Linked DNA regions of Homo sapiens: all the other regions are linked to region 3. Evidence: chromatin loops called from intact Hi-C (ENCODE). Cell type or tissue: PC-3. All regions are shown on one strand. Region 1 holds the start of LOC124902907 (a long non-coding RNA gene). Region 2 has its middle 250 kb from the start of FAR2. Region 3 overlaps PTHLH (parathyroid hormone like hormone).

Region 1 (8,000 bases), 800 kb before region 3:
AAATATCCCTCTGGGTTCGATAATTCAGGAATGCTGCTGGAGAATTAATACTATCCCCAGGATCAGCGGACACTCAGCATGGGTGGACACTCAGCACACCACACTTCCAAGACTTAGGCAAACATCAATCATGAAATTATTTCCATTGATGATTTAGAATTCTTTTACAAATATGTTGCAGAAAGCCACTATAGTTTGGAGCTTAAGCACATGAACGCTGGAGCCAAAGGACCTAGGCTGAAATGTTGCATCTCCTACTTCCTAGATACGTTATTTGGAAAAATCAATCTTTCTCTATACCTCAGTTTCCTCATCTGTAAAGCATGTGTAGTGATACCACCTATTTCTTAAGGTTGTTGAGAAGAGGAAATGAGATAATGCATCCAAATTACTAAGAAAAGTTTATTGCACATACAAAATGCTAAATGATTGGTAGCTATTTAAAATATTCCTCATCTGCCAGACTATGCATGTTGTATCTATTTTGTTATACCATCCCTGCATTAGGACATCATCATCAGAAATGTCTGAGTTGAGAAGGAACCTAAACACTTAGTTTACCCACTCACCTATCACCTCATCCCCAACACACACACACACAGACACACAAACACACACACCTTACAGACTAGAAAACTAAGGCTAAGAGGGTAAATGATTTGCTAAGAGTTAATGGCTAGACTAGAACTGGGTTATTCTGGTGCCTGATAAAGAGCTATTTCCATTAAACCAAATTGAGGTAAGACAATTTATTTCTGGGGGTGTTGGGGGGGGGGGTTGATCAAAATTGACCAAACCTTGCCAGAGAGCTTTGCACAGCCTGTCATGCAGAATCACCACCAAGCTGCACAGACAGAGGTCAGACAAGCTAAGATTATCATTAGGGTTTGCCAACAGTGCTATCCTTTCTTTTGGCACACTAACTGGTGGAAAAACTTTGGGAATTAAAGTAGAAACATGGCATATCTCTGTTTCCCACAATTTAACTTCTCTTTTGCAGAAGCTGTGTTGTGTAAGACCCTAAGCAATTTCTTGTTCGCCATGTTGCCAAGGGACTTAATTCTTTTGTCTCTCCAGTGATAGTTAAGATTCTAGCAGTGGCTAGATTTTACGAATGGTATTGATTTAGCTCTTCAGTGGGTACAGGATTCTTTTCCAACTTTGCTACAGCCATGCCACTTTGACACTGCAGAAGTTCCTCTCCACCACGAAAACACACACACACACAGACACACACAGACACACACAGACACACACACACACACACACAAACAAGGACCAGCATCACTGTTCCTTATGGCAAACCTGTTAGATGGACAAAAGATTACATTGCCTTTTATCTGTGAGAAAATTGAGGTTTAGAGAATTCTTGAGGCTTGCTGCAGATTAAAACAGCAGAATAATAATACCCACCCAATCTTCTGCCTATAAATGCTTTGTTTTTGAGTGATGATGGATGGATGTGTTAGCCATTCTGGTATGGGGAGCCCATTCTCAGTGTTTATGGCTGCTACTCAATGCCAAGGCAAGTGGCTAATGCCAAAGGCTCTTCTATATTTTTCCTCCCCTAAGAAGAGAGCTCAAGAAAAACTCATTTTTGACAAGTGATTTAAAACAGATAACATAGACTTTCTTTTCTGAACTCTGGGCTGGCATGGTGTTACCCTCAGCCTCCATGCTCAGATGTGAGCACTCTCGGGAGAGGAAAAGTGTTGACATTTAGTTCTGTATTTCTAAGTATTAACACACGTGGTGGGGAGCCTTTTACAATTACTCACTCATGCTGAGGTCTTGGGTGGCCCGTTTGAGCCTTTTTCTCCCTGATGTCCAATCAAACTGCCATGACCCAGCACGGATATTGTTGTCAAGTGTTGGCAGGAAACTCATCCCATTGAAACCCTCCTAGGGGAGTGAAAAATATAAGGAGGAGCAAATAAAATGAGGATTTAAATGATCTTTTAGAAATATCTTTAATTGCACACAGAAAGGCCTAAATACCTGCTGCTGAACCTCAACAACCCTAAAATGCATGCTTTAGAGTAAGGGCATCTAGGGGGCCACGTTCTTCTTCTTGCTTCCCATTGCTTCCCTCTGTCTCTCTATTCTCCCCCTTTGCTCAAACCCCACACGTAGGAGGCAAACCCCCCACCATTTCTGTGTGACCTGAAGGAATGAATCCTGTCATATTAGTTCCATTTTCCTAATAGAAGTTGTTCTAATAAGTTTAAGAGGCCACCAGAGCCCTTTGAGTTAGGAACAAATCGCAAATCATCATAACACTACACCTAGTCTCATTTTATGACAGCAATAAATCAAAAGCAGCCTCACAGTGTGAAAACTAGCTACAGCAGTCACAAGTGCCAGGTTCTTGGAAATGCCAATGCCCAAACGTCTTTAGCTTTGCAGTGTATGTTTTGGCTGCCGGAGGCTCAATTTTTCAATTAAGGATTTTTAAAAAAAGAGTGTGTATGTGAAAGAGAAAGAGAACAGCTTCAGGTAAATTTGCCAAGCCAGACAATGAGGCTCTTGTTCTTTATGAATTATATTTACTTATTTTAGCTTTACTTTTGTGTTCATATGACTTCGAAAAGAATATTGGATGTGGAGTCCAGCCAGAGTGTTTACACACAATTTAATGTGATTTTGATTGTAAATGAAATACAAGTCTCCTAAAGATGCTACCTGGGTTGGCATCATCAAGGGCTCTAAAAACTTGATGAGATTTCATCTACAGCACGAGCTTCTTAGGTGTTGGTTAGAATTCCTCATGGTTTTACAAAAGATTTCTTGCATAATTATACACAATGAGAATAACTTAGAAAGAGACTTGGTACATATCCATCATTTAGTGTTGCCTTTCACAATAGGCAATTGAATTTTTTAAAATGCCATTATTATTCTCTTAGTAGAAAATGATATGAGTAACATGTTTCCTACTAAGCACTGTATGTCAGAGACTATATTGAACTTTGCAGTTGCTCCCTGAAATAATTTTTCACCTAATATGAATTAATTTTTTAAAAAGCAAATGAGAGCTTAGCAAATGAAACTGATAATCATAGTTCAAAAGTTTGGATATTAATCCTTGATATGAGTTGTTGCTAATAAATCTTTTGGAAAAAACAGTTTACCTGACATTCTTTTTTTCAAAAAACAATTATATTTGAAATTATTTTATACCTTTAATTTAGGGGCCACCAAAACCTTTATTAAGTTTCTGATTAATTATTCTGTCATATTAGCCACACGCTGGTGTCCACAATCAAAATCAAAGAGTCATCTTAGGCTGATACTGGTTCTTCATACCCCACATCCATGGTAGTGGTCAGTTTCTTCCTTCATAATGTCTAAACATCATCCCTCTCTTCCAGGGCCTCTTCTTCAGGAAATATTTTCACAGTCTCCTTACTGACTACCCAGTCTTTTGTAGCCCTTTAATCCTTTCTACACAGCAAGGTCAGATTAAATCCCTCTGAAGCTCCACTTTCACCATGCTTACTTCCCTAATGATTTAAGAAGGTACAATGGCTATCTATTGCCTGCCACATGAAATCACACCATCAGCTAGCTGGTATAACTATATTAGTCAAAAAATTAACTGTCACAGTAGCACTCACAGACAGATACCTGAGTACAGACAGGACTCATAGAGGGTTACATCCTCCTGGGCTGGTTATGAGCAAGGGGCTGGTCTTGGACAATATGTTTTTAGGTACATTCTATTTCTTAGACTGCCCAGTAGGCTCTGGAAAATTGATTCATTCTAATAACACGCATGAAGACAGCTATTAACTAGGACACAGATTTCTTAATTTTCAGTGGTCCAACCACTACCAGGGCTGGGAACAGGACTGGTCAGATCTGAACAGGGCACTCCCTTCCTGGTGAGTGGTTCCCCCGGGAGACCAGACTATTTATCAGAGGGCGTGTAGGAAGCACAAAATCGAAAAAAGGAAATTGATTGTTGCTTGAAGGAAATATGCGTCATACTTATACAACCCAACCTATTGACCTTCTCCACCCAAGGGACAGCTCAGACTATGAAGGAAACAGAACTATCCTTATCATCTAAATCAAAACACCAATATCCCTTGGGAGTGATGAATAAACAGGGATGGTTCTTTTATCTACTTGTTTGTGTTAGTTACCTATACTTAAAAACAAACAAACTAAATGTACTTATTGGTTTCCCAACTTCATATCATTATGGTACCTCTTTGTGATATGTTAGTACATTCAGCCTGACTTTCACTTTAGGCTTTCTTCCTAATGAAGCAAAATTTCATAAATAAGCAATTCCTAAATTACAATACAGTATGAGATAAAATTACACAAATTCCAGTCATTGCCTGGTGTTAAATTCTTGTGCCTATTTCATTGAGTGTGATTTCCCAGCCTTGTCTCCAAAGATAAAGATTTATCTGACTTCCATTCATATATTCCTATCCTATCACCAAATGGCCCTGAAATTCACTTCCACTTCGCAAACAATTTACCCAACTCATAGAACCCTACCAATATTCTGTTTCCTCCACTCAGTTAACTCAACAGTTTTTTTTATTAAGAGCTTGCTGTTTTCTACACACTTTGATGGAAATCCAGGCAAGTAGATGAGGAATGAAGACACAGAGATAAATAAGAAAAACAAAGGCCTTGCTCCCCTGAATGAAGGTGTCAGTTGGTGACACAAACAATCACAGCACAATTTGCTAAGAGATGGAATAAGAGGTAGCCATTGGCCAGGCGCAGTGGCTCATGGCTGTAATCCCAACACTTTGGGAGGCCAAGGAGGGTGGATCACCTGAGGTCAGGAGTTCGAGACCAGCCTGACCAAAATGGTAAAACCCCATCTTTACTAAAAATGCAAAAATTACCCCAGCATGGTGGTGTGTGCCTGTAGTCCCAGCTACTTGGAAGGCTGAGGCAGGAGAATTGATTGAGCCCAGGAGGAGGAGGCTGCAGTGAACCGAGATCATGCCACTGCACTCCAGCCTGGGTGACAGAGTGAGACTCTGTTTCAAAAAAAAAAAAAAAAAAAAGAGGTAGCCATTATGTGTGGAATAATAAAGCTGAGAAGAACATGATTCACTTTATCTTGGGGAGTTATCATGTGCTTGGGGTGACACCTAAATGTGATCCTTAAGAATAATGATCTCCCCAAAATGCCCGCACCCTAATTCCCGGAACCTAGAAATATGTATTATTATGGGAAAAGAGATTTAAGGTTGAAGATGAAATTAAGGCTGCTAATGAGCTAACCTTGAGATGGGGAGATTATCTTGGATTATCTGAGTGTGTTTTATGTAGTCACAAAGGTCCTTAAAAGTTGGGGAAGGAGGCAGAAGGGTCAGTATCAGACTGATGTGATATGAGAAACTCATATTGCTGAATTTAAACATGAAAGGAAGCCAAGAGTCAAGAAATGCGGGAACCCTCTTGAATTTGCAAATGGCAAAGAAACAAATTCTCTCTTCCAGAAAGGAACACAATCCTAGTATTGGCTGGTACCTTGATTTTAGCCCAGTGAGACCATTTTGGACTTCTGACCTCCAGAGCTATAAGATAAAGTTGTGTTGTGTTAAGCCACTAGCTGTGGTAATTAGTTACAGCAGCAAAAGAAAACTAATGCAAAGGGTAAGTAGGATTTCACCAGTGAAAGCAGCTAGTGAGGGTCTTGTAGTCAGGGGATATGTTTAATCAGGTACTTGTGGTCTAGGCTCTGTCACATATGATATTACAACAGAAATGTACTTTTGTGTGGTAGAAAATTATTAGATGACTATCAATAAAGGCTATTAGTGATGTAGATTGGAAAAGGTGCTTTGATATCAGTTGATAAAGAGTAGCAATAAGAATGTTGCAACAATGTGAATTAAAGACATTGTGTGCTTCAAATTCCAGGAAATTAAGCACTAGGATACAATGAATGGATGGTATGAAATAACTGCCTTAGTCTAAAGTTCCCATTGCCATCTCCACTTCCACAACAAGAGGCTCCATTTGCACCTCATATTCAATAGATCTTATATAATCTCACTACTTGCCTCCTGCAAAATGTACTTTTCTTTAAAGTGCCCCATTTCTTTTCGTGGCACTGTTGTTTGTATTCCTAATCACACAAACTTGACATTTCTAAATAATCTACCTCCCAACCTCCCTACACTCAACAAATTATCCTGTTGTATTGCTTCTGTCACCATGATCTTCCAGTGTCTTTCTCCTTTTTCTCTTTCCTATTCTACCCATATGTGGGTAGAATTTTAAACTATTATTTATGCTCTTTTCCCAATGAGTCATGAATTTCCCTTCCCCTCTTCACAGCTTCTCCATGACGTTTCCCTGCTTTTTTCCTCTTGTGAACTCCAGTAACACCAATTGTTCCTTGTAATACTTAAAACTTCCAGAAAGAATGTCTTTTCTCATGTTTCATCATGCCCATTCTCCCTCAATTTTTAGTTCACTACTGTTAACCTCATTACTGTTAGCTCTTCTATTGAAAAAGCTTTCTCTGAGGTCAAAAGTGACCTTTTTAGCTAATTTCAGGATCTATTTTGAGACTCCCTTCCTTAACTTGACCTCTCTGGGACATTGACATAACTGACAATTCTCTTCTTTCTGAAACTCCTCTTCCTTGGATCCTAAACTGCCCATTTCCTAAACCCTACTTTGACTGTCTTACTCATTATTTTCCATCTCCTCTAATAACTATTCAATGTTCCTATCCTGCTTTTGCTGATGCTTCCCACAGTCTTAACCTAAAATCCTCATAATTTTCATCATATTCTACAGATCTCTTCTCAAGGTATTGTGATCTAAGTGTATCTTAGAGAATGAGAGAGACCACTAGAATTTCTTAACTCTGTTGGAATTCTTTCTTTCTTGATAATTTCTGAGTACCTGCTCTTGGCTCAGTAGTATGCTAAATATACAAGAGAGGCCAAAAGTGATGAAGATGTAGCTTATTTTTAAAACTTTATTGTAATTAACAAATATTAATTGCATATATTTATGGAGTACAATATGATGTTATGACAATGCTTACAATGTGAAACGATTAAATCAAGCTAATTAACATACCCATCACCTCATATACTACAATTTCTGGAGAACATTATGCTAAAATGTAGCTTCTATCTTTGAAAGTCAATTTAGAGAGATGCAACATATACATATAGAGATTGTGACAAATGGTCTAAGGCAGGATTCATTCATTTATCATTGCCAATGACAATTAAGCAACACCATTTGAGTGTAGTTGTCAAATAAATATGGCTAAAAAGAAATGTTTCTTATTTTATGGATATAAAGGACACTGAGCCAGCAGACCAATAGCCTTTCTTTCCTTGAAGAATTGAGACACAAAGAGGAAATTATATGAAGCAAGTGCCCTTAATCACTCTCTAAGTTGTTTTCAGCCTTGAACAAAGGCTCCTTTGGTACTTCCTTCTCACAGTTTGCACAGCTCATCACCTGCAATACAAGTAATTTAAATTAAATCTATCTGTTTGGGTTTTAAAAAATATTTAAAATTTTTTCATCCTTATAGTTAAAAAATAATAGAGGAAATCTATCTAAGGAATCATAACAAGAAAAACATTTCACAGATGAATTAGACTGCTTCAAGACTGTCTCAGCTCTTCTTACTGAAACGTTTATTTATCCATTTGCAATTACAAATCAAGCACCTGCATTTTCAGGCATTTCTTTCACTAATAAAATAGCCCCAAATATCTAATTACATAAGGAATACCAAAATTGGTATTTATACTAGATTTATAGTATAATTGGTATTATACTTTGCCGCCTCTGTTTAATAGCTATTCCTGGCAGACAACATACAATAAAAACCCTTTTAGGTCTGGCCTGAATAGGAATCAGATTAACTTAGGCATATCATGATGAAAATTTCTCTTTCTGGTCTATTAGGCTTCAGTTCCAAATGATCTGGAAAATTCAAAGTGCCATTCTCCATTCCTGATTCTCCATCTGGATATTTAGAA
Region 2 (8,000 bases), 930 kb before region 3:
CCTAACTCATACTGAAAATAAAAATATTTAAAGGCAAGAAGCTGGCTGAAGATGTGCCCAGTTGTAGAGTGGGAGGAAAGAATTACAGAGGAAATAAACATCTCCTTCACCACACCTGGGGAAAAGTCAAGTATATCCCATGGAGTAGAGATACAAAACCTACAGAAGAGAGCCAAAATTGAGTCTTGAAATTGGTCCTACCCCAGTGGTCCAGTTGGGGTTGAGAGATAATCCTAACAGAAATAATTTCTGAGGTAGAAGTGTGGGATTTAGTGATCAAGAACCATGTTGCAAGGGCTATCCATGGGAGACATATCCTGAATCAAAAAACTGTAAATATTTATCCTTCATAGTGTAGGTAGAGTTGGTCTAACAATAATCACAAAACTCCTTACTGGAAAAAGAATAAGCTTTAAAATTTGAATTCAAGATTAAAACTGTTATACAGATTGGATTGCAATTTTAAATATCTGAAACTTGAGAATATTTGTTGATTTAAGAATAGCCTGGAAAAATTGAGTCAGCTCAAGATTTTATCTAAGTGCATTTAAGAACAACTCAATAGAATGGGTATAAAAAGGAAATAGTGGCAAAGAACAAATGTACTTTCTGCTTATAATTTACTGAGTCAATGCCTTTAATCAACTACTTACAGTGACACGGGAGCATTTGGTATGCATAAAAATTGCAAATATTTTGTAAGACTGAAAATAGCCATATAAAAGCTATATGTATATATGTATACATACTTGCTAAGGAGTATATAGGTGGAAGTGGAGCACATGACCAGATTTGCCTTTTAGAATATCATTCCTTAAGAAGTATGAGGTAAAATTGAAAGAAGTTATGTCTCAGAGTAGAATGACCAGTCAGAAGGCTGTTGCAATTTTCTAAGCAAGAGCTACAAGAGCCAAAACTAAGTTAAAAAATTTTGAATTAGAAAGAAAGAGAAAATTCAGGCAATATTTGGGAGGCAGAAGACATGGCTTGATTATCAATTAAATATAGTGTGTGGAAAGAAGATTTGAGCTCATACCAAGAATTCTGTCTTAAGATGTTTACTAGATTGCAGAACATCTAAGGAGAAGAAATGTGGATAGAAGGAGAATTCAGTTTGTATTAGATTTGTGGTGCTGGAGTTGCCCCTGGGATATTCAGGTGGAGCTAGCTATACAGATTAGAAGTCCAAGGGAAAATTCAAGACAGTGATAAAAGTTGAAAATATAATTGCATTTGCTTTTACCTACCAAAGCTATGGATGTCATAGGACATAGTCCTAATGAGATGTAATTGGAAATTCGCTGGGTAAGGGATTCAGGAAAGTGTAATTGATTGAGAAAGATGGTTGTCATTTCCTTTGTCCTTCTGCCCTTTGCTACTTCCCCTTTCCTTCTCCTACCTGGAATGAGATCATAAGATCTGCAGATTCAGCAGCTATTTTGTATCCATTGGCAAGAGAAGAAGGACAATAGCCTGCAAGCTGGGCTTAGAAGAAAAGAAAAATGGAAAGAGACATAATCTCTGTTGATATCACTAAAACACCCTAAATTGATTAACTCAGTGTTTCTTCTTTACAGGATAAATAAATCCATAAGTAATTAATCCATTATTGATGAGATTATTGATGAGATAAATAAATCTATAAGTACTTAATCCATTATTTACAATATTTTATATTGTTGAGAGAGGAATATAGTCAAAACTAATATACAAGTTATTAGCTCTTAGATGGTAGTTGAACAAGATCATGACTGTAAATGCCCAAGGCACTGAACCAAATATTTGGGAGATATTAACTTACTTGTGACATTCTACATATGTTGAGTTGCCATATGTGTTGGTCTATAGCCTTCTGACTGGTCATTCTACTTTGAGATATAACTTCTTTCAATTTTACTTCATACTTCTTAAGGAATGATATTCTAAAAGGCAAATCTGATCATATGCTCCACCTCCACCTATATATTCCTTAGCAAGTATGTATACATATATAATATAGCTTTTATATGGCTATTTTCAGTCTTACAAAATATTTGCAATTTTTATGCATACCAAATGCTCCCGTGTCACTGTAAGTAGTTGATTAAAGGCATTGACTCAGTAAATTATAAGCAGAAAATACATTTGTTCTTTGCTACTATTTCCTTTTTATACCCATTCTATTGAGTTGTTCTTAAATGCACTTAGATAAAATCTTGAGCTGACTCAATTTTTCCAGGCTATTCTTAAATCAACAAATATTCTCAAGTTTCAGATATTTAAAATTGCAATCCAATCTGTATAACAGTTTTAATCTTGAATTCAAATTTTATAGCTTATTCTATAACAGTCTCACCTTGCTATAAAAACACATCTGAGAATGGGTAATTTATAAAGAAAAGAGGTTTTATTGTCTCACAGTTCTATGGGCTGTAGAGGCTTCTGCTTCTGGGGAGGCCTCAGGAAACTTATAATCATGATGGAAGGTGAAGGGGAAACAATCACATCTTCAAATTGCCAGCAAGAGAGGGAGAGAGCAAAAGGCGGGGGGCGGGGAGGTGGCAGGAAATACTACATACTTTCAAACAACTGCATCTCATGAATGATAACTCACTATCCTGAGAACAATAAGTGGGAAATCCACCTCCATGATCTAATCACTTCCCACCAGGTCCCTTTCCCAACATTAGGGATTACAATTCAATATGAGATTTGGGTGGGGACACAGAGCTAAACCATATCATTCCACCCCGGCCTCTCCCAAATCTCATGTCCTTATCACATTTCAAAACACAATCATGCCTTTCCAACAGTCCCCCAAAATCTGAACTCATTCCAGAATTAACTCAAAAGTCTGAATCCAAAGTCTCATCTGAGACAGGGCAAGTCCCTTCTGCCTATGAGCCTGTGAATTCAAAACCAAATTACTTACTTCCAAGATACAATGGGGGTACAGGCATTGGGTAAATATTACATTTCTCAAACAGAGAAATTTGCCAAAACAAAGGGGCTACAGGCCCCATGCTAGTTTGAAACCCAAGAAGACAGTTATTAAATCTTAAAGCTCCAAAATAATCTCTTTTGACTCCATGTCTCACATCCATGCAACACTGATGCAAGGGATGGGCTCCCAAAGCCAGGTGCTGCTCCACCCCTGTGGCTCTGCAGGTTGCAGCCCTCCTGGCTGCTTTCACAGGCTGGTGTTGAGTGCCTGTGGCTTTTCCAGGCACATGGTACAAGCTGTTAGTGGATCTACCATTCTGGGGTCTAGAGGAAAGTGGCTGTCTTCTCACAGCTTCACTACGCAGTGCCCCAGTGGAGATTTTATGTGGGGGCTCCAACTCCACATTTCCCCTCCTCACTGCCCTAGTAGAGGTTCTCCACGAGGGCTCCAGTCCTGCAGAAGACTTCTGCCTGGACATCCATATGTTTTCACACATCCTCTGAAATCTAGGCAAAGCCTGCCAAGCCTCAACTCTTGCCCTCTGTGCACCCACATGCTTAACACCATGTGGAAGCTGCCAAGGTTTTTGGCTTGCACCATCTGGAGCAGTGGCCTGAGACATATCTGGGGCCTTTTTAGCTACAGCTGGAGCTGGAAGGGCTGGGATGCAGGGCTCCACGTTTTGAGACTATACAGAACAGCAAGGCGCTGGGCCTGGCCCACAAAACCATTTTCCCCCAATTTCCTCCCCAGAAAATAGGTTATTCTTTTCTACCATGAGGTCAGGCTGAAAATTTTCCAAACTTGTATGCTTTGCTTTCCTTTTAAATATAAGTTCTAGTCTCAGATAATCTATCTATACACACATATGAATGCATGCTGTTAGAAGCATCCAGGCCAAATCTTGAAAGATTTGCGGCTTAGAATTTTCTTCTTCCTGATACCCTCATTCATCTCTCTGAAGTTTAAACTTCCACAGATCCCTAGAGCAGGGGGAAAATCTGCAAGTCTTTTTGCTAAAGTATAGCAACAGTGACCTTACTCCAGTTTTCAATAAGTTTCTCATCTCCATCTGAGACCTCCTCAGCCTGGACTTCACTGTCCAAATCACTATCAGCATTTGGTCACTACTATTCTACAAGTCTCTAGGAAGTTCCAAACTTGCCCTCATCTTCCTTTCTTCTTCTGAGCTCTTCAAACTGTTCAACCTCTGCCTATTACTCAGTTCCACAGTTGCTTCTATATTTTCAGGTATCTTTATAGCAATGCCCCACTTCTCTGGTATCAGTTTTCTGTATGAGTTTATTCTCATATTGCTCTAAAAACATACCTGAGAATGGGTAATTTATAAAGAAAAGAAGTTTAATTGGCTTATGCTTCTATGGGCTGTATAGGCTTCTGCTTCTGGGGAGGCCTTAGGAAACTTATAATCATGGTTGAAGGTGAACAGGAAGAAAGTACATCTTCACATGGCTGGCAGGAGAGAGAGAGCAAAGATGGGGAAGTGCTACACACTTTCAAACAACCAGATCTCTTGAGAACTCACTATCACCAGAAAAACAATCAGAAATTTGACCCCAAGATTCATCATCTCCCACCTGGTCCCTCCCCGAACATTGGAGATTACAATTCATCCTGGAATTTGGGTGGGGACAGAGTCAAACCATATTACCATGTAAGCCAAAAAATATCAGTGTTGTGTCATGATGGAGCAAATGAACAATTAAAGCAAATAAGCCTGAGAGGTCAAGCAAGATTGCCCTAGTCATTCATTAGTTTACTAAATTCATTCCACAGTAGTGTGTCAGGCACTCAAAGCTCAGTGAGTGGACCCCTTGGGGGCAGCTGCAAGTGGCAAAAATTCTTCTACATGGATTCTCTTAGTCATTGTGGTTGTCTTCTTTGTAAGCTTGTTAAAATATACTCCTACTCTCTTTGTTTTTATGTCATATTCTCTTAACTTCTTAACTTCTGGGGATTTCTTAGTCTTGAACTGAAGCCTCCTTGCCATATGTGTTTCAATGTCACAGAAGCAACAGAAGCTGTCTCTGTTTGTAAGAGAAAAGGTAGCTGTGGGAGTATTTAACCATCTTATGGGTAAACTTTGTCCTCCCCAAATTCATATGTTAAAGTCCTAATCCCCAGCACCTCAGAATGTGACCTTATTTAAAATAGGGTAATTGAAAATTTAATAAGTTAAGTGTGGATGAGTCATGCTGGAGTGGAATGGACCTCTAATCCATTATCACTGGTGTCCTTATAAAAGGGAGAAATTTGGACATGGACACACATGCACACACACACACACACACACACACACACACACACACAGAAAGCCATGTAAGAATAAAGGCAGAGACTAGGACGATGTTCATTTATGCCAAGTGTATTAGTCCATTTTCACACTGCTGATAAAGACATATCTGAGACTGGGCAATATATAAAAGAAAGAGGTTTACTGTACTTACAGTTCCATGTGGCTGGGGAGGCCTTACAGTCATGGTGGAAGGTGAAAGGCATGTCTCACATGGTGGCAGACAAGAGAAGACAGCTTGTGCAGGGAAACTCTCCTTTTTGAAACCATCAGATCTCATGAGACTTATTCAATATCATGAGAACATCATGGGAAAGACGTGCCCCCATTATTCAATAAATTCCCACTGGGTCCCTCCCATAACATGTGGGAACTCAAGATGAGATTTGGGTGGGGGACACAGCCAAACCATATCATTTTATCACTGGCTCCTCCCAAATCTCATGTCCTCACATTTCCAAACCAATCAGGCCTTCCCATCAATAACTCAGAAGTCCACAGTCCAAAGTCTCATCTGAGACAAGGCAAGTCCCTTCTGCCTATGAGCCTGTAAAACAAAAGCAAGTTAGTTACTTCCTAGATACAACGGGGGTATAGGCATTTGGTAAATGCAGCTGTTCCAAATGGGAAAGATTGGCCAAAACAAAGGGGCAACAGGTCCCATGCAAATTTGAAATCCAGCGGGGTACCCAAATCTTAAAGCTCTAAAATGATCTATTTTGATTCCATGTCTCACATCCAGGTCACACTGATGCAACAGGTGGGCTCCCATGGTTTTGGGCAGCTCCACCCCTCTGGCTTTGCAGGGTACAACCTCTTTCCTGGCTGCTTTCATGGGCTGCCATTGAGTGTCTGTAGCTTTTCCAGGTGCGTGGTGCAAGCTGTCAGTGGATCTACAATTCTGGGGTCTGGAGGACAGTGGCCCCCTTATCACAGCTCCACTAGGTGGTGCCCCAGTAGGGACTCTGTGTGGGGGCTTTGACCCCACATTTCCCTTCTGCACTGCCCTAGCAGAGGTTCTCCATGAGGGGTCTGCAGCAAACTTCTGCCTGGGAATCTAGGCATTTTCATATATCTTCTGAAATCTAGGCAGGGGTTGCCAAGTCTCAATTCTTAACTTCTGTGCACTCACAGGCTCAACACCATGTGGAAGCTGCCAAGGCATGGGGCTTGCACCCTCTTAAGCAAGAGCCAGAGCTGTACCTTGGCCCTTTTTAGTCATGACTGGAGCAGCTGGGATGCAGGGTACCAAGTCCCTAGACTGTACACAGCAGAGGGACCATGGGCCTGGCACATGAAACCATTTTTCCCTCCTAAACCTCGGGGTGTTTGATGAGAGGGCCTGCCACAAAGATCTCTAACATGTCCTGGAGATATTTTTCCCGTTGTCTTGGTGACTGACATTTGGTTTCTCATTACTTATGCAAATTTCTGCAGCTGGCTTGAATTTCTCCTCAGAAAATGGGATTTTCTTTTCTATCACATTGTTGGGCTGCAAATTTTCCAAACTTTTATGCCCTGTTTCTCTTTTAGAATGAATGCCTTTAACAGCACTAAAGTCACCTCTTGAATGCTGTGCTGCTTAGAAATTTCTTCTGCCAGATACCCTAAATCATCTCTCTCAAGTTCAAAGTTCCACAAATCTCTAAGGCAGGGGCAAAATGCTGACAGCCTCTTCATTAAACATAACAAGAATCACCTTTTCTCCAGTTCCCAACAAGTTCCTTATCTCCATCTAAGATCACCTCAGCCTGGACCTTATTGTTCATATCACTATCAGCATTTTTGTCAAAGCCATTCAACAAGTCTCTAGGAAGTTTCCAACTTTCCCACATTTTCCTGTCTTCTTCAGAGCCCTCCAAACTGTTCCAACCTCTGCCTGATACTCAGTTCCAACGTTGCTTCCACATTTTCTTTTCAGTTATGCTCCAGTCCTGGTACCAATTTACTGTATTAGTCCATTTTCACGCTGCTGATAAAGACATACCCAAGTCTGGGCAATTTGCAAAAGAAAGAGGTTTCTTAGACTTACAGTTCCACATGGCTGAGGAGGTCTCACAGTTGAAGTGGAAGGTGAAAGGCACACCTCACATGGCAGCAGACAAGAGAAGAGAGCTTGTGCAGGGAAAGACCCCTTTTTAAAACCATCAGATCTCATGAGACTTGTTCATTATCACATTAACAGCACAGGAAAGACCTGCTCCCATGACTCAGTTACCTCCCACCGGGTCACTGTCCCACAACACGTGGGAATTCAAGATGAGATTTGGGTGGGGACACAGCCAAACCATATCACCAAGGAATGTAATAGAATTCCAGAAAAACACCAGGAGCTAGGGGAGAGACATGAAAAAACTTCCCCTCACAGCCCTCAGAAGGAAGCTACCTGTAGATACTATGATCATAGGCTTCTGGTCTCCATATCCATGAGCAAATAAATTTCTGTCGTCCAAGCCATTCAGTTTGTGATACTTTGTTATAGCAACTCTAACAAACTAATAATTAGGGGCCCATGTTGCATTGCGTTTATATTTCAAAACTGAAATCATTAATGGTTTTCCTCTTGATGACTGGGTTGGAAAGGTTGATTTAATCCTTTCTTTAAAGTGTAGTTCAACATTCATTTATCTCTTTACTCATTCTACTGGATTCTCAGAGTGTGTGAAAATGAACTGCTGTAGAGGTTGCATGGTTTTGATGAAACATTTATGCTCAGAATTAAAAAGGACTGTTTCAATACTATCTCTTTCCTATTTAAAGCAA
Region 3 (8,000 bases):
CCCGCCCGTGAAGCGGGGCTGCCGCCTCCCTGCCGCTCCGGCTGCCACTAACGACCCGCCCTCGCCGCCACCTGGCCCTCCTGATCGACGACACACGCACTTGAAACTTGTTCTCAGGGTGTGTGGAATCAACTTTCCGGAAGCAACCAGCCCACCAGAGGAGGTAGACAGACAGCTATGTATATATATGTGGGTTTCGCTACAAGTGGCTCTGGAACGAAAGGGCCTGGTTCGCAAAGAAGCTGACTTCAGAGGGGGAAACTTTCTTCTTTTAGGAGGCGGTTAGCCCTGTTCCACGAACCCAGGAGAACTGCTGGCCAGATTAATTAGACATTGCTATGGGAGACGTGTAAACACACTACTTATCATTGATGCATATATAAAACCATTTTATTTTCGCTATTATTTCAGAGGAAGCGCCTCTGATTTGTTTCTTTTTTCCCTTTTTGCTCTTTCTGGCTGTGTGGTTTGGAGAAAGCACAGTTGGAGTAGCCGGTTGCTAAATAAGTAAGTGCTGAGAGGCTCCAGAGAAATTTTTTTTCTTTTCAACTTGGGAGATGCCCTTGATGTTGAAGAGGCTTTTTGAGAGCGGGCTAAAAAGGGGGAGCGGAGTAGTGCGGGGAGATGGAGAGTCCAGACTGACACTCGGGTCCCATTCCCTTCTGTTGCAGGTCCCGAGCGCGAGCGGAGACGATGCAGCGGAGACTGGTTCAGCAGTGGAGCGTCGCGGTGTTCCTGCTGAGCTACGCGGTGCCCTCCTGCGGGCGCTCGGTGGAGGGTCTCAGCCGCCGCCTGTAAGTGCCCCATCCTCCCCAGGGCGCCGGGTTGGGGAGGCCAGGGGGAGGGGCTGCCAAGCTGGGATGCTGCCGAGGGCTTGCAGCGGTCACCGATGCTCCTTGCCCGGGTTAGGGAGAGGGACCATCCCGGATACCTGCCGGGGCCTGAGCCCGGGTCCTCAAACCTGGCAGGAGAACTGGTTGATCTTCAACGGGAGACAGGCAAGAGAGAGACTTTATGTGTGTTTCCATAAGAGGGAGCGTTTCACAGAATCTCTTCTAGGGAAAGATCCTCTGCCTCTAGTGGAAAAGAAAAAAAGTTGGGGGGTGGTGGTTACTGTCAGGACCCGGGAAGCTTCTGAAACTCGGAGGAAGCTGAGCGGTCCTGGGGACGTATGGCCTGCGCGCTTGTATACATACTGAATGTGGGTGGCGGTTTGCGTGTGAAAAAGCAAAAGCCGTACATCTAATTTTATTATGAATGACATAATTTTAAGCATATAAAATAGGAACACATTACATAATAAAAGCGTATTATATAATAAAGTAGCAACAACTTTGCAGTGGCACGACTCCAATGTTAGTATTGATACAGTTCAGGAACGCTAGAGCGCTTGATTCCAAAATGAATTTTAGGTGTGGAACCTTTTTTTTCTTGGAGTTATTGCTAACAGTTCTTTAATCTGGAGTCAAATATTTGCATTGTAGACTGAAAACTTGTATTTTGGCATTCTCACTTGGTGATTCTTTTAATGATAACTTCAACTTTGAAATAATCATACATCCAAGCACACCAGAGAAATATCACTATGTCGTGTGACTGAAAACTTGGAAGAGTGATAGAGTAACATGATCTTAATAATCTGTTGGACCTAGCAGTTCACTAATGTGTATAACACCATAGTTGGGTGATCTTTAAACTGCAGACTCAGTGTTCAGAATGGGAAAACTATAAAGTTCGAGAACTGAGATGCGTTTGACTCTGGAGAAGGAATTAAGGCAAATTTTTACACTAACAATAAAAATAGCAGTATCTAATATTTACAGTCAGGTTTATGGTGCTTCCTTGTAAATTCCCGAGGGTGTACAAAAAGGCAACTGTTTTATACGTGCTTGTGGTCTATTATTATTAGAGGAGAAAATCCTTAAATGAAATTACTTTAGACATGTCGGAACCTTGGCATCAAAATGAAAATCTATTATGAATCTCCTAAGGCAAATTGTGTAGAACATTATACCGAAGATAAGGCTGCATTGTATTCTTCAGATCAACATTTTACCGATGTGTTTCTGAAAATTGTCTTCAGACTTTTTGCTCATTTTGAAACTTGTCTTAAATTCAATAATTTGAAATTCATACATAAATAGAAATGAAGACTGAATTTTTAAAAGCACACTTAAATACTATATTTATTTGGCTAAGAAATACTACCTTGGAACAGAGCCAATTTTTTCTTTAAAGTTGCTTAAGAAATACCTGTTTTCTCTTTTGAGAAACAGCAAATGATTCACGATTATATACACAACTATGGCATAAAAATACTGCTAAGTTGTCCTAAAGGCTATTTTTAACTCTTTCTTTGTTGCACCTTACAAAACACACATCAGAAACCATTTAGCAGCCAGCGACTGTTATAGTTTTGTTTGTGGGTGAAATATAATATTGTAGTTAAACACTCACACTCAGCAGATGGTTATAAAACTACCACAAAACATTCTCATAGTTAATGGGTAATAGATCATCACATTACAGGCATGGTTTTTCATGGAGGCTGAAATCATCAGTAGATGAAGATGTTTCATCAAATTATCATAGCCAAATGGAGTTTTTAAAAACAAGTCATTATTTTTGTCTTGCTGCCAAGTAACAGTAAATTTTGTGTGCTAGACAAAACATAAGTCTACCATTATGCTAAATCAAGCTAGTTTCTTGAAAGAAATTTTAACATATAATCAAACCATATTACTCCCCGGTTTTCACACCAAGTATTAGGGAAACTGCTTTAGAAGTATAGATTTTTTTTTTAACTAGATGCTAACTTTTAAGGGAGAGGAAATTACTATAACAATAAGACTTCCTAAACCATGCAAAGGAAGCAGTTACAAATTGTGAGTCTTTTTGACCTGTTAATCCCAAAGATTTTAATTAATGGAGCTAGAGCATGATCAAGTTGGATACTGGAAAGTGAGGCCTATGGATGTTCTTGTGCAGATGAACAAGGCTTCTGGCAGGTGGCTATCTCTATGTTTAAGTTAGAGAGGGAACTCCACAGATTCAGAAACCTAAAACGTCATTGGCTGATTTGCTTAGGAGCCAGACTGGGTCTATTCCATTTAATGAAAAGCATAACTTTCTACTGAGTCATTTGGGTTGGAAGGACCTTCTGGTGAGTCATCTTAACTCTAACACCCTAACCCTGTCTCTTGCATGTACCACAGAACTTTTCTTCTCAAACACAGAGTCCGTCCTTAGAAGCCTAGCATCAGTACAAGCATACTGCTTCTTCCTGTGCTGGAAAGGGAATTTCCATCACTGTTTTTATGCCCTCTGTTCCTTGATAGTTCCTTAGAAATCTAAGCTTCTTCCCTAAAAACTCCCTTGGAGTGATTTTTTTTTTAAAGGAGAAGAACTATGTTTGGGCTGAATTTAGGGTTATCTATGATAAGCATTTCCCCAAAATTTTGCAATTTTTTTTTACAATAATCAAAGGAGAACATGATACATAACCTACCTGTTTTTCCATTTTGGAGCTTAGGTATGTAAGTGTCATGTGAACCATAGTGCTATGTAATGTTTACAGACAAATTGAGTAAAAGACTATTATTGAGGCCATATTTACAACTTAAATATTTCAGAGTTATCTAAATTGAAAACGTCCTTAATTTGAATTTATTACTCACTACCTCTGTATACCTAGTTTATACTGATGCCATTATATTCCTGATCCTCTAATGCAACTGCCTAGTGAGAGATTCATTCTTCACAATACTTTAATTGCAGAAGTTTTTGAAATACTAAGTAAAGTGTCTAACAGCATTTCCAATTTAGCATTTAAGAAAACTTGTGTTTTCCAAGATACTAACAGTTTCCCCCAAAAGGCAGATGAAAAGCTTTGTCCCTCGTAAGCAATGTACTATTTTAAATTGAACAAAGCTGTGCCATATTGTAGGCTTTTTATAAATTAGAAGGATGGAATGATCACTGCATTTCCCAAGAGAACTATCCTGGGAAAATGCAGCTTGAGTTAGGAAGGCACTGTGACTCACAGTTGACAGGCTGGCCAAGATGACAAGCACATATGCCCATGAGAAGGGGCATATGAGCAATGGTGGCTTAATTAGAATAGACCAACCATTAAAAGTTTTGGCCTCAAGTTAAGCTAAAATGGGCTACACTTTATCCATTTGGAGAGCAATACAGAAGACGAGGGCTTCTGCCAGGAACAGAGAAAGAAATAAAAGCCCCCAATACTATAAATTATCAGTGGTTAAGAACTGCTTTTTAATGTGACATTTTGCTAAAAGATACTTATTAAACTGTAGTGCTTATGAAATATGCAATTATATCTGTCCTATTATTTTATAAATGTTATTAAAGGATATAAATACCTTGTACCAAAGCCTCAAACTTGTAGATTCTTAAAAGTTTCCAGAATACTAACTATTACCGCAGAGTAAGTGAATTTTAATCTAGTCACATGTGGCACCTTCTAAAAGAAAGAGAGACTCCTTCATGCCTCATTTAAACCAGGCTCCTGTTAAATTCCTTTCCATTAAGTCATGTCTTTTTTGAATGAGCTACATGGCTTCAAGTCAGTCCACACACTAAAATACTAGAAGGTAGCTGACATTCTAGCTAGAAGGGCCAGAGAAATGATGACTGTATTTTCATCTCTTACTCTTTTCTTTGACTCATTCATCCAGTGATAATCCAAACTCTTGTAGTTCCTAAATTTGATGATGAAAATGAACTTTCTGGGCAATAGGCTTGATCTTCAAGGAAACTGATAAATTTCTGTCCAATCTGCCTATTATTGTGGTGGCTTGTTACTCTATGCCCCATGCATATACCCTGTACTCTCCTTACCGTGTTGCCTCAACACAGGAACAGGCTGGGACTTCAGCTTCAGCTTCCGCTTAGGCAGGAGAAAGCGTTGAGGAAATTGAAAAAGCAGTCTTGGCTTTAGAATCAGAAGACCTAGTTTTTGGAGCCCTGGCTCTGCCAGTTCTCATTGTGTAGACTAGGGCAAGTCATTTAACCTCTCTGCACCTCACTTTCCCCATGAATACAATGGGGGCAGTAATAATGCTATTTATGATTGCCATATTTCTCTGAGGAGTTAAAGACATTGCACCAACAAAGGCAACAAAGGACCCAGACACCATTGTTTCAGGGAAGTAAGAGTACATGGGATGTAGCCCTGGGAAACACTTTGAGATGCTTTTGAGGATGGGCCAGTTTGGAGGACTATTCCAATGGTAGAAATTGGAGTTAATGCAGAGTTGAAGCAGGCATGATATGACTGATTAACAGATGCAGTCCGTAAATATGGTTAATAATATACACAAAATAATAAAAGAATACACAATGGACATTTAAGCAAGAGTTTGGGTGTTATCTAAAAGGATTGATAGAGAATTAGTTTATTCTTTCTCACGATATTTTCATTAGAGTGTCATTTAAATAGAAAAATCCTTTATATTTTTTCCTAGAGAATTTTAAGACAAAGAGAGCAAGTAGAAAAGTGAACTTCTCAACTAAGTAGTAAGGATCATACTCTCTGAAGTTCTAAATTTAAAAAAAAAACATGAAGCACAGAAGAAATAGAATGAGCTCATTTAAGCACACAAAGAAACCCATTTTAAGGAGACCACCCACTACTTTACAGAAAAATACACATACTCTCCCTCTCTTTCTCTCTCTCTCTCTCTCTCTCTCTGACGATTGGCCTTCAAATGTATGTTCTTGGTAGCCAGTAGTCTAAAATGTTAAAGTTCAGTCTGTGAATCAGATGGTTTCCTAGACAGGCTACACTGCTCACTTCTCCTTCAGCCTTTGTTTGTTTTTACTCTTACGGCTTGCTGTTTCAATATTATTATTTTCTTAATGGGGCGTGTGTGTGTGTGTGTGAGAGAGAGAGAGGAGAGAGAGAGAGAGAGAGAGAGAGAGAGAGAGAATACTCAGGTAAAAGCAGCTGCCTTTTATTTCCCAGGCTGGGACTTCTAGATTTATTTTCTCAGCAGAACTCTGAAAAATGTGAAGAGATACTCCGTGGTTTCTGTCTATTTCTGATCATAACTGAATCATATGTTTTAAACCGGGAAGGAAGTATAGAAATCACTGTCTCTGACCCCTTCCTTTTATACAGTTGAAGCCCATGAGGCCCAAGAATGTTCATGTTCCCACCAAGGTCACAACCTAGTGAGTGGTAGAACTGGGACCATGAGCTGGAGCCTTCCAACTGCCAGCTCTTTCCTTCCCACTGGTTACCCTTCCCTGCGCAATGAGCTTGCTACCCATCCAGCTTGTGTCTTACGGTGGACCAACTAGAAAACTAAAGAGATTTACTCATGTCTTTGTTGTCTCTATCAGCAACTAAAATTTAACTGTTTTCTTCCCCTCTAATATTTTCTTTCAAAGCAAAAGAGCTGTGTCTGAACATCAGCTCCTCCATGACAAGGGGAAGTCCATCCAAGATTTACGGCGACGATTCTTCCTTCACCATCTGATCGCAGAAATCCACACAGCTGAAATCAGAGCTACCTCGGAGGTGTCCCCTAACTCCAAGCCCTCTCCCAACACAAAGAACCACCCCGTCCGATTTGGGTCTGATGATGAGGGCAGATACCTAACTCAGGAAACTAACAAGGTGGAGACGTACAAAGAGCAGCCGCTCAAGACACCTGGGAAGAAAAAGAAAGGCAAGCCCGGGAAACGCAAGGAGCAGGAAAAGAAAAAACGGCGAACTCGCTCTGCCTGGTTAGACTCTGGAGTGACTGGGAGTGGGCTAGAAGGGGACCACCTGTCTGACACCTCCACAACGTCGCTGGAGCTCGATTCACGGTAACAGGCTTCTCTGGCCCGTAGCCTCAGCGGGGTGCTCTCAGCTGGGTTTTGGAGCCTCCCTTCTGCCTTGGCTTGGACAAACCTAGAATTTTCTCCCTTTATGTATCTCTATCGATTGTGTAGCAATTGACAGAGAATAACTCAGAATATTGTCTGCCTTAAAGCAGTACCCCCCTACCACACACACCCCTGTCCTCCAGCACCATAGAGAGGCGCTAGAGCCCATTCCTCTTTCTCCACCGTCACCCAACATCAATCCTTTACCACTCTACCAAATAATTTCATATTCAAGCTTCAGAAGCTAGTGACCATCTTCATAATTTGCTGGAGAAGTGTGTTTCTTCCCCTTACTCTCACACCTGGGCAAACTTTCTTCAGTGTTTTTCATTTCTTACGTTCTTTCACTTCAAGGGAGAATATAGAAGCATTTGATATTATCTACAAACACTGCAGAACAGCATCATGTCATAAACGATTCTGAGCCATTCACACTTTTTATTTAATTAAATGTATTTAATTAAATCTCAAATTTATTTTAATGTAAAGAACTTAAATTATGTTTTAAACACATGCCTTAAATTTGTTTAATTAAATTTAACTCTGGTTTCTACCAGCTCATACAAAATAAATGGTTTCTGAAAATGTTTAAGTATTAACTTACAAGGATATAGGTTTTTCTCATGTATCTTTTTGTTCATTGGCAAGATGAAATAATTTTTCTAGGGTAATGCCGTAGGAAAAATAAAACTTCACATTTATGTGGCTTGTTTATCCTTAGCTCACAGATTGAGGTAATAATGACACTCCTAGACTTTGGGATCAAATAACTTAGGGCCAAGTCTTGGGTCTGAATTTATTTAAGTTCACAACCTAGGGCAAGTTACTCTGCCTTTCTAAGACTCACTTACATCTTCTGTGAAATATAATTGTACCAACCTCATAGAGTTTGGTGTCAACTAAATGAGATTATATGTGGACTAAATATCTGTCATATAGTAAACACTCAATAAATTGCAACATATTATTTTGGTGTTTTTGGAACTAGTTCTGATTGTACCATCTACCTATCTATAATCTATTTCTATCTATCTATCTATCTATCTATCTATCTAGGGGGGTATGTTTCTATGAGGCAAAAAGTGGGGCAAATATTAATC

What was found. Hi-C counts contacts between places; a loop is a spot of excess contacts. Peaks named below come from ENCODE experiments on the same cell type or tissue, not always from the same donor. Only the 100,000 strongest peaks of a DNase experiment are listed, where the experiment ranks them.
Region 1: it touches region 3 in a loop (6-fold over the local background); 2 of 110 quality-filtered maps call a loop at or near these places.
Region 2: a loop joins it to region 3, with 10 times the contacts of the local background. A loop is called at or near these places in 2 of 110 quality-filtered maps.

Annotation. Positions count from the first base shown.
Region 1 is chr12:28,766,484-28,774,483 of GRCh38, reverse strand. All of the region lies in intron 2 of LOC105369711 (a long non-coding RNA gene), which reads left to right. It overlaps LOC124902907 (a long non-coding RNA gene), which reads right to left and starts at 3,685. Exons shown (of 4, transcript XR_007063256.1): 1 at 3,628-3,685; 2 at 1,779-1,902. In PC-3, no CTCF peak of the experiment used is centred here; a DNase peak (open chromatin) is centred at 3,943; H3K27ac peaks cover 1,579 bases.
Region 2 is chr12:28,896,830-28,904,829 of GRCh38, reverse strand. No RefSeq gene overlaps it. Among named protein-coding and RNA genes, the nearest start is that of FAR2, 250 kb to the left of the region's middle. In PC-3, no CTCF peak of the experiment used is centred here; a DNase peak (open chromatin) is centred at 4,659; H3K4me3 peaks cover 769 bases; H3K27ac peaks cover 1,687 bases.
Region 3 is chr12:27,962,188-27,970,187 of GRCh38, reverse strand. It overlaps PTHLH (parathyroid hormone like hormone), which reads left to right. Exons shown (of 6, transcript NM_198965.2): 3 at 1-163; 4 at 672-794; 5 at 6,418-6,840. The coding sequence starts at 694. Among named protein-coding and RNA genes, the nearest start is that of PTHLH, 6.5 kb to the left of the region's middle. RefSeq lists enhancers at 286-795, 796-1,306. In PC-3, no CTCF peak of the experiment used is centred here; DNase peaks (open chromatin) are centred at 1,077, 2,457, 3,127, 4,047 and 3 weaker places; H3K4me3 peaks cover 5,891 bases; H3K27ac peaks cover 6,632 bases.